Regions from separate parts of the Mus musculus genome. Here regions 1 and 2 are each linked to region 3. Evidence: chromatin contacts called from ENCODE POLR2A ChIA-PET data. All regions are on one chromosome and are shown on one strand. The core of a region is the stretch at or near the end of the contact, and the rest is flanking DNA. Distances in the headings are between cores, read along the strand shown.

What was found. ChIA-PET counts read pairs that join two places held with the same protein, here RNA polymerase II (POLR2A).
Region 1: POLR2A ChIA-PET joins it to region 3 with 11 read pairs in embryonic stem cell. The contact joins the enhancer-like site here to the promoter of Nubp1 in region 3. POLR2A ChIA-PET finds 5 or more read pairs at or near these places in 4 of 5 experiments (Patski and embryonic stem cell).
Region 2: POLR2A ChIA-PET joins it to region 3 with 16 read pairs in embryonic stem cell. The contact joins the promoter of Tvp23a here to the promoter of Nubp1 in region 3. POLR2A ChIA-PET finds 5 or more read pairs at or near these places in 3 of 5 experiments (Patski and embryonic stem cell).

What each region holds. Positions count from the first base shown.
Region 1 is chr16:10,365,399-10,368,098 of GRCm38, reverse strand. The region is part of intron 5 of Tekt5 (tektin 5); the gene reads left to right. Among named protein-coding and RNA genes, the nearest start is that of Gm41419, 4.6 kb to the left of the region's middle. Within about 2 kb of position 1,383, at least 1 of the 3 ENCODE cell types and tissues checked has a DNase peak (open chromatin) inside an H3K27ac peak, as active enhancers do.
Region 2 is chr16:10,446,059-10,448,758 of GRCm38, reverse strand. Tvp23a (trans-golgi network vesicle protein 23A) reads left to right here and starts at 1,397. Exons shown (of 7, transcript NM_001013778.2): 1 at 1,397-1,829. The coding sequence starts at 1,714.
Region 3 is chr16:10,410,563-10,413,262 of GRCm38, reverse strand. It overlaps Nubp1 (nucleotide binding protein 1), which reads right to left and starts at 1,325. Exons shown (of 11, transcript NM_011955.2): 1 at 1,268-1,325; 2 at 1,089-1,193. The coding sequence starts at 1,286.

The sequences.
Region 1 (2,700 bases), core at 134-2,633, 45 kb after region 3:
ACTGGAGTTCCCAGAACACAGTGTTAGGATTCTTACAGACTGATGGCTGATTAGAGCTTTGTGATTGTAAAGTTGCAGACCCAGAGACAATTATCTTGGACTATCTTTAATCCCCTCTTGTCTGACCTAACATCCCTGTAGTCAGCAGGAAGAACCTTTGTAATGGTCCAGCCAAGCAACCCTCTAGCTTCTATGGTCCCTGCGGCCAAGGTGGTCACCAGGCAGTACCTGCAACCAGGAGATTTCCTACCCTGCTGTGACCTGCCAACCTGGTGTTCCCAGCAGTGAGTTGGTACTTGTGACTGTTTTATCCTGTGACTATGAAAAGTCACCTTTCCACCGTGCAGCTTGAACTTATGGTTCCCAGTCCATGGTCCCTTGACATTTAGCTCAGAGTCAACCATATCTTAGTCCCCTATAAGCAAGCAGCGGGCTTGTGCCACCAGTGAGGTCCTCACTTGAGTCTGAAAGCAAGGAGCTGTGGGGAAGGCAGGCGTGCGCCTCAGAGCTCAGGAGAAAGAGGTCACTTCTTCTCTGTGCTTCGATGCAGCTTGGACTTGGGCTGTGATGGATGAGATGAGGGCCACTCAAACTGGGCATGCCTGCTGAGACCATCAATCTTGATGGAACTCTTTTTTTTTTTTTTTTTTTTTTCTAGACAGGGTTTCTCTGTATAGCCCTGGCTGTCCTGGAACTCACTTTGTAGAACAGGCTGGCCTTGAACTCAGAAATCCACCTGCCTCTGCCTCCCAAGTGCTGGGATTAAAGGCATGCACCACCAACGCCCGGCTTGATGGAACTCCTGAGCATCCATCCACTCACAGACATATCCCGTAACATCTTCACCAGCTCTGTGAACCATCCAGAGCTGCCAATGTAAGAGTTAGCCATCTCATTCAGTCCTCATAGCTACACCTTAGTAGGTTATTGTAATTTTGCCAGTCTAGCAAATGAAAGAAAACACATCTGTCAATTAGGAAGGGCTCTGTAGACGTGGAGTACAGATTGCATTAGGCTCAGAGAGGCTGGGAAACTCACAAGGTCACAGCAAATAAGAACAGTAGCTGAGCTATGGAGCGTGTGTGACTCCAATACTGGTCAGTTTTAGGGAGATGGAGTCATCTGTCCTCTGACGTGCAGCACCAGGGAGGCTTCGGACACACCCTGCCGAGGCTCCCTATTTTGAGTGGCAGGCACCCTGCCTTATGGGGATGCAGAGGAGTGAAAAAGGAATTCTCTCTCCCATGCCACCCTTTCACAACCACTCCCAGCCAGGGCAGGAAAAGCCTGGCAGCTGCCTGATCCAGTGTGCCAAAACTCCTCCCATGGGGTGACCCCCTGGGGACCAATCCCCAGAGGTCCCACCCAGACTCTGGGATGAGCCAAACTGTGCCCTGGAGCCTGTTTCCCTAGCTTTGTGGGAACGGAAAGATGAAAATTCCAGGGGAATCCCTCAGAGCCTGGGCCAAGATGCCAGGCAGCCGTGTGTGTGTGTGTGTGTGTGTGTGTGTGTGTGTGTGTGCGCGCGCGCGCGTGCCCTTGTTTGAGTGTGTAGTATAACAAGGCAGGAGGGTATTAGTCTGGAGAGAAATCTGTTCTTTCCAGAGGGCATCCACTTCTGCTCTGAATGGCTGAAAACTTGAGTAGGCCTTGCCTCAAAGAAAGGGACTCACACATTGGCTAAAGTTCTGAAGCGTTGTTTAATGAGGTGCAACCAGAGCTGCCTAGGCCCCAGCCTGAGGAGGTGATGAAGGGAGCCTGCTGGCATCTGAGAAGGAGTTCCTTAAGCAGAGGGGACAACTTCTGTAAAGGCCCTGTGTGTGATAAATGCCTGCTTGAGTTTTCTTCTTTGTTCTTGTTGAGAACAGCTTTCAGAGTTTAGTCCAGTCAGGACCTGGACTTGTGATCCTCTGAAGTGCTGACTTGCGGATGTACACCACCATACCCTACAACCTGCCGCATTTGATATAAACGTGGGAATAGCACAGCTCTGGGAACAGGTTGGGGTGGCTTCAAAGGAGGTAGAGTGTGTGTGGGTATGTGTACACATGTTACATACATTTAGTAAGAGCTTGGAACTTGAGGCTCTGCATTCTGCAGCATGTGCCCACTTGCCCAGGCTCTCCTCTCCAGAGGCCTCCTGGGTTCTCTGCTTCCTGCCTGGTTGCCTGGAGAGTCTGAGCCACAGGAGAAAGCACAACTCTGGGGCTGGGGCTGGGGCTTGGGGCGGGGGGTGTCCAGTTTCAAAATTGTCTGTACATTTCTCCCAGAAGCTGGAAGCCTGGGGTGGGGCCAATTCCCTTGTGGGAAGCGCCTGTGGGTTCACATGCACAGATAGTAAACAAACTCTATCCTGCTTAGGACTCCTTGCTGGAACAGACAGCCTGGGCTTAGCTCCACATCTCCACCTGCAGCAAGGCAATTAGCCCAGCCCCTTCCTGCTGAAGAGCCTCAGTTTACCTAGTAGTTCTGCACTTCTAAGTCAAACAGGGGTTTCTATGACCAAGTCACCAAGGATTCTGAGAAGTGTCCCATCCACAGAGTCAGAACCTCAGTGGGGCAGAGCCCAAGAATCTCTAGAACTTTGACTTTTACTGTTTAGATAGTATTTTCCCCTTTGAACTGAAGATTCTTCTTAAAGGGAAAGTTTCGTCTACATGTATTTTATCTTGTGTGTATGTATGTGTGCATGGGATGGTG
Region 2 (2,700 bases), core at 148-2,647, 35 kb before region 3:
GGAGCCAGCCTCCATTCCAGCAGAACCCCAGGCCCTTCCTCTACTCTGCCAGGTGGGAAGCCGAAGAGAAGGCCCTGGGTCTGACCCTGGGAGCTTTGGCAATCTGCTGTGCTGATTTTAGTGGATCATCTTATTAGTTGAGCAGCAGAGGGCTTAGAAGCTACTAGAACTGATGTTGGTTTGGAAATATATACATATACATATACATATACATATACATATACATATACATATACATATACATATACATATACATACAAACACACAGACATGTTTGTGTGGGGTGTGTGTGTCACTGGGGATTGAATCAAGAGTCTCTTGTATGCAAGACAAACACTCTAGCACTCACTAAAATCACTTGCTTGTGCATATGCCCACCCCACCCCATCCCCCTTCTACCTCATTTTTAAAATAAACTTTTTGAGATAGGATCTTGCTAATTTGCCCAGGCTGGTCTTGAACTTGTTTTGTATTTTAGGCTAGCCTGAAATTTGTGATCCTCCTGCTTCAGCCTTCCTAAGTACTGTGATTACAGGCCAACATTGCCATGTCAGTCAGAGTTTGAAAAACACTTCAAAAGGCTTGGCCCCTGAGATGGTCTTCTGTCATAGAAGGAGTCCCCTTTCCCTTCCCCCCAGACAGCATCTCTGTGTCCTAAAGAGTGGTGTGTGCAGCTGGCAGCTCTGGCACAGCTATAGGATTAAAGGTGAACCAGCCCCTTACTGCGCTCTAGCCAGGGCAGGAAGGAACTGCCCTGGAGCTTGTGGCTCGGTATCCCTGAGGGGGTCACCAGGAGTCAGGCTAACACCTGGTTGTGGGGGAGGGAGAAAGGGGAACCATGAAGCAAGACTAGCAGCTTTGGCTTCCTGTCACTCAGCTCTGTCCCAGGATGGCAGGGAGGGATATGGGGGCTAAGGGAGATTGTGTAGATAGTGGGGTGGGAATTGGGAAATGGCAGGGGTAGGCCATAGAAGAGATTCTGCGACTCTGTTCTGGGCCAGGAGAAGGCCAGCAAGGCCTTCACATGGCTACAACTACTCTTCTCTGTGTGCCCATTTCTATGTCAATACTGCTGTTCCCAAGCCACGCAACTAGATCCTGATCACAGCTGTTTGTTTATTTATTTGTTTGTTTCTATGCAGCCGGGCAATCTTCTGCTTCAGATTTCCAAGAGTCACAGGCTTGCACTACTATGCCTGGCGCAGAAGAGTTTGCTTTTTATAGAGCCAGCAAACTCTGCTTCCAACCTGAGCGCTCAGCTTCTGGATACTAACTTACATTCACGTCCTGCACCCTCCGTGTTGAACTCGGCTCTCAGTGTATCCCAGCATCCTTGGGTATCCTCTCTGGCTCCGCCCCAGTCCGCGACTGCGCACTGCACAGAGCCCCTCCCCCCATCGATCACTAGAGCTGAGCTAAGGCTGGGAGCATCCCACAGGCGGGCTCCCTGCTGGGCATCCTAAACTTTGGGCGGTGAAGGGCAGAGCTGGAACCTGTGCTATAGTGTCAAGTGGTACCCAGGGGGATGAAGCAGGTAGGGCTGCAGAGATGCTGCATTGGGAGGTAGATGCACTGGCCTTGAAGGCTAAGCCCCCGAGCAGTAAGGAGGGTGGGGAAAGCCTAGGGAACTAAGGGAATAATGCTGGGAGGAGCACAGAGACATATCCAGGGAGAGAGGGCGCTCACGCCCGAAGGCCTCCTGTGAGCTCTGGGATGGCCTGCCATCTATCTGCTCCTGCTGTTCCCCAGGGCCTAGGGGATGATACTGAGGATGTGTCCCTGGACTTCGGTAATGAAGAGGAGCTGGCCTTTAGAAAGGCCAAGATCAGGTATGTTGACTTATTTGGTCCCAAGCTGCAAATTCATTCATTCGCCAACTCATTCATTCGAAATACACGGAACAACTGCTGTGTGCATGAGTTGTACAGACCCTGCCCCCTTGGAGCCTAGAGCTTGGGGGCGGGGCAGCTGATTTATTAGGCAAAAATGTTAAGAGGGTTAGAAAGAAACTAGCACGGTGAGGTAAGAGAAGGTTCCAAGGGTTGTTCTCATGCTCTAGCACAAAGGGGCGGGGCGGGGGAAGGGGTCTTTGAGGCAGTGACTTTTAAGCTGAGACTGGATGCTGAGAAGCCGGCAGCCACAGGAGGCTCTGGAGGAAGAGAATTTGGGCTAAAGGAACAGGAAGTGCAAAGGTTCTGCATCCTTGTTGGAAGGTCAGATATGGCAGTGTAGGAGAGGAGTCAGTCTGCAGCAGGGTAGCTGCGAAAGTGCAAACCCCTGAGCCTTCAAGAAACAATCACAGCTCAGCCACGCCCACTTGTCCATCCCACTCGTCCCTAGCATACTTAGAGGCCTGGTACCTAGTGCTTTCTCTTTATGTTTTCTGGTACTGGGAATGGAACAGAGGGCCTTGTGTATGCTAGTCAAAAGTGCTACCTTTCCGCTACGGTTATTTTGTCTTCCTCTTCCATTAGATCATCCGACCCAAATACAACAGTCTCTAAGAATGAAATTAGTACGTGGTCACTGTAACAAATTGTCATAAACATGCTAGTTTCATGTAGTTCAGTTGGTGGAGTATCTGCTTAGCACGAACAGACCTCTGGGTTCCATCCTAACCACAGCATCAACGAGGCATGGTGGTGTGCACGTGCACATGCGCTCCTGTACCTCTCAATAATAAGGGCATTTGTGACAATA
Region 3 (2,700 bases), core at 76-2,575:
GTACAAGGGATGATCAACTCCAATGTCCCCAGGGCTGCAGATGGGAAACTCACAGGCTCTCAGAAGCAACCATCCCAGCAACGTACTGGGTTTCCAATGTCACGTCTTGTTTCAAATCTTTACAGACTACACTGTGGGGAGACTGGTCTTCACCATGAGGGCATTCTTGCTCAAGATCAGTTTTCAGGAGACTCAACAACCAAACCCAGCCTCTCTCTGAAAAGCCTTCCTTCCAGCTAGGCTTTCAGTCCTCCTCGCCCTGGAGATGGCCCCTCACAGTGCTGATCCCTGGTGAGTTTAACGTGCCTGCTCCTGCTTCCTCCCCACTTTGCTCTCAGTCCCCCATCTGTCTCTCCACTGAGATAATGAACATTCATGTCTGCTGAAAGATAGACTCCTTAACAGGAGGGTCCTTCTCTCTGCCACAGAGAGAGCAGAGCCTCTGTGACCTGTGATGGACATGTGCCAGGACTCAGGCCTGAAAGATCTCAGTATTTTTCCATTCTCCTCTCTGTGCTTGGCCTTGTGGATACTGAGGTAGCGGTTATTACTTAAGCCCTGTACCTGCCCGACATCACTTTTATCTATTCTATCCTTCTTTGAGGTCCTATTTACTGATTTTTTTTTTTTTTTTAATAAAGACAGGGTCTCATCTAAGCCCGGGGTTAGCCTCTTAAATGCTGAGATTACAAACATGTGCCAACACACTCGACCTAATGTTCGTTCGTTCATTCATTCATTCATTCACTGATTCATTCATTCACTCATACAGGGTCTCATCCTGTAGTCCAGGCTGGCTTTTAACTTGTAGCCATCCTCCTGCTTCTGCCCCTCAAGTTCCGGGGGAACAAGCCTGTGCCGCCAAGCTTATTTTAATGCCCCCTTCGGTTCCCTGTCTACCGCAGATCAGACTAAACCTCCATTTCCATCACTGTTTTTCCGCTATTTGATTTTTAAAACCTCCCTCTCGCTCAAGCTCCGCCTTCTACGCCCTCCCCCCAACCAATTAGAATACTGCCCACTAGCCGCTGCCATTCACCCTCAAGTCCCGCCCCTTCCACTTCCTGATCTGCCCGCCGCTTCCTCACCGGGATCCGGAGCAGCGCCGGCTCCGGATGCGCACAGCCTCTGGTTGGGGCATCCCTGGCACGAGGCTCCTCGGCCGGCCTGGGCGCTGTCGGCCCCGGGGCAGCCTGCGGGAAGACGAAGGCACAGTCAGAGTGGTTCGGTCCCAGCGGGACCACCCACACGTCCTGCGATAGCTCACCGTGGGGCGCCTCCTCCATGCTGCCGCTCTTGCCCGGGCTGCGCTCGCCGGAACCTCAGGGGCGTGTTTCCGCCTCGCAGGTCCAATCTGACCCCCCGGCCGCGGGAACTGTCTCGCCAGACCAGGACTGCGCACGCGCAAAACCGTGTGTGCAGTGGGTGGGATTCCTATGCCTCTTCCCGCTAAAACAGGGCGAGACTCAGAAATATATGATACCTGAGCAAATGAAGTGGCTCTAACGATTAAAGATTCTGTTGAGCCAGCCTGTATCCAAATCCCAGAACTCATAGGGAAAGCGAGGATGGACTCTTACACATAATGCAGGTTTTTGATTCTGTTTTTGTTTTTGTTGTTGTTTTGTTTTTTTAAGTATGGTTTTTGTCGCCAACGAACGTTATTCTCCGTGGCCTCAGTGTTGATGCAGTACTACTAATAAAAGTACAATCAATGTCAATATTTACTCAGTTTCAAATAATCTGCCCTACCCTAGATTCTGTTACAGGCTGGGATTGTGGCTCAATTGGTAGAGTGCTTGATCTATCATGCATGAGGTCCTATATTTAGTCCCCAGCACTGAAACAATACAGATCCAACAAAACACTTTGTCCGTCCCTCTCTATTTCTTCTCTGTTCTCCTCTCCTCTCTTCTGCTCAAGCTGATCTTGAATTAATGATTTTCTTGCCATGTTTGGCTAAGAGGGGAGACTTTATAAAGGGGTGTAGCTCAGTGGTAGAGTACCTGTCCAGCAAGTGAAAAGCCATAAATTCAATCGCCAGCAGTGTAAGTTCTCATTTGATCCTCCTGCCTCCGTCTTTCAGTTGCTGGGATTACAATGTGCACCACCAGCATTCCTGGGCTGACACCCCCGCCCTCTTAAAATTGCTGTGCTATTTAGAAAAATACTTTGTTTTGTGTTTTGTTGCTTCCCCTCAGATCTGTTCAGTGAAACCTCTTCAAACCCACTCCTGTGCCCCCACTGGGAGCTTTCCCTAGCTTTCTCTCACTTCTGCAGGTCCCCACTGTCCTTGCTGCTACCATTTCTCCTGTATGTGTCTGTGAGTGTTTAGACAAATGGCCTGTCTGTGTCTGTGGAGCAGTGTTTAGACTCCATGAAGACATCCTGTCCATGGTCACAGCCATGGGAGCTTGGCTGCATGCAACTTTGGCACAAGATGGTGGTGGTTGTTACTGTTTTCATTGAACGATTCTAAATATTTTTCATTTATTTTTGAGATTATAATTACATCATTTCTCCCTTCATTTTCCTTCCCCCAAACCTTACCACCTCTCCTTGCTGTTTATCAAATTCATGGACTTTTTTTTTTTCATTGTTATTGTGACAGGGCCCCAGACCTTAGCACAACTGACTCCATGATGGAAGTGCCATTCAGGCTGTAACACTCAGCACATAGACAGCAGCACCTGCCAAAAT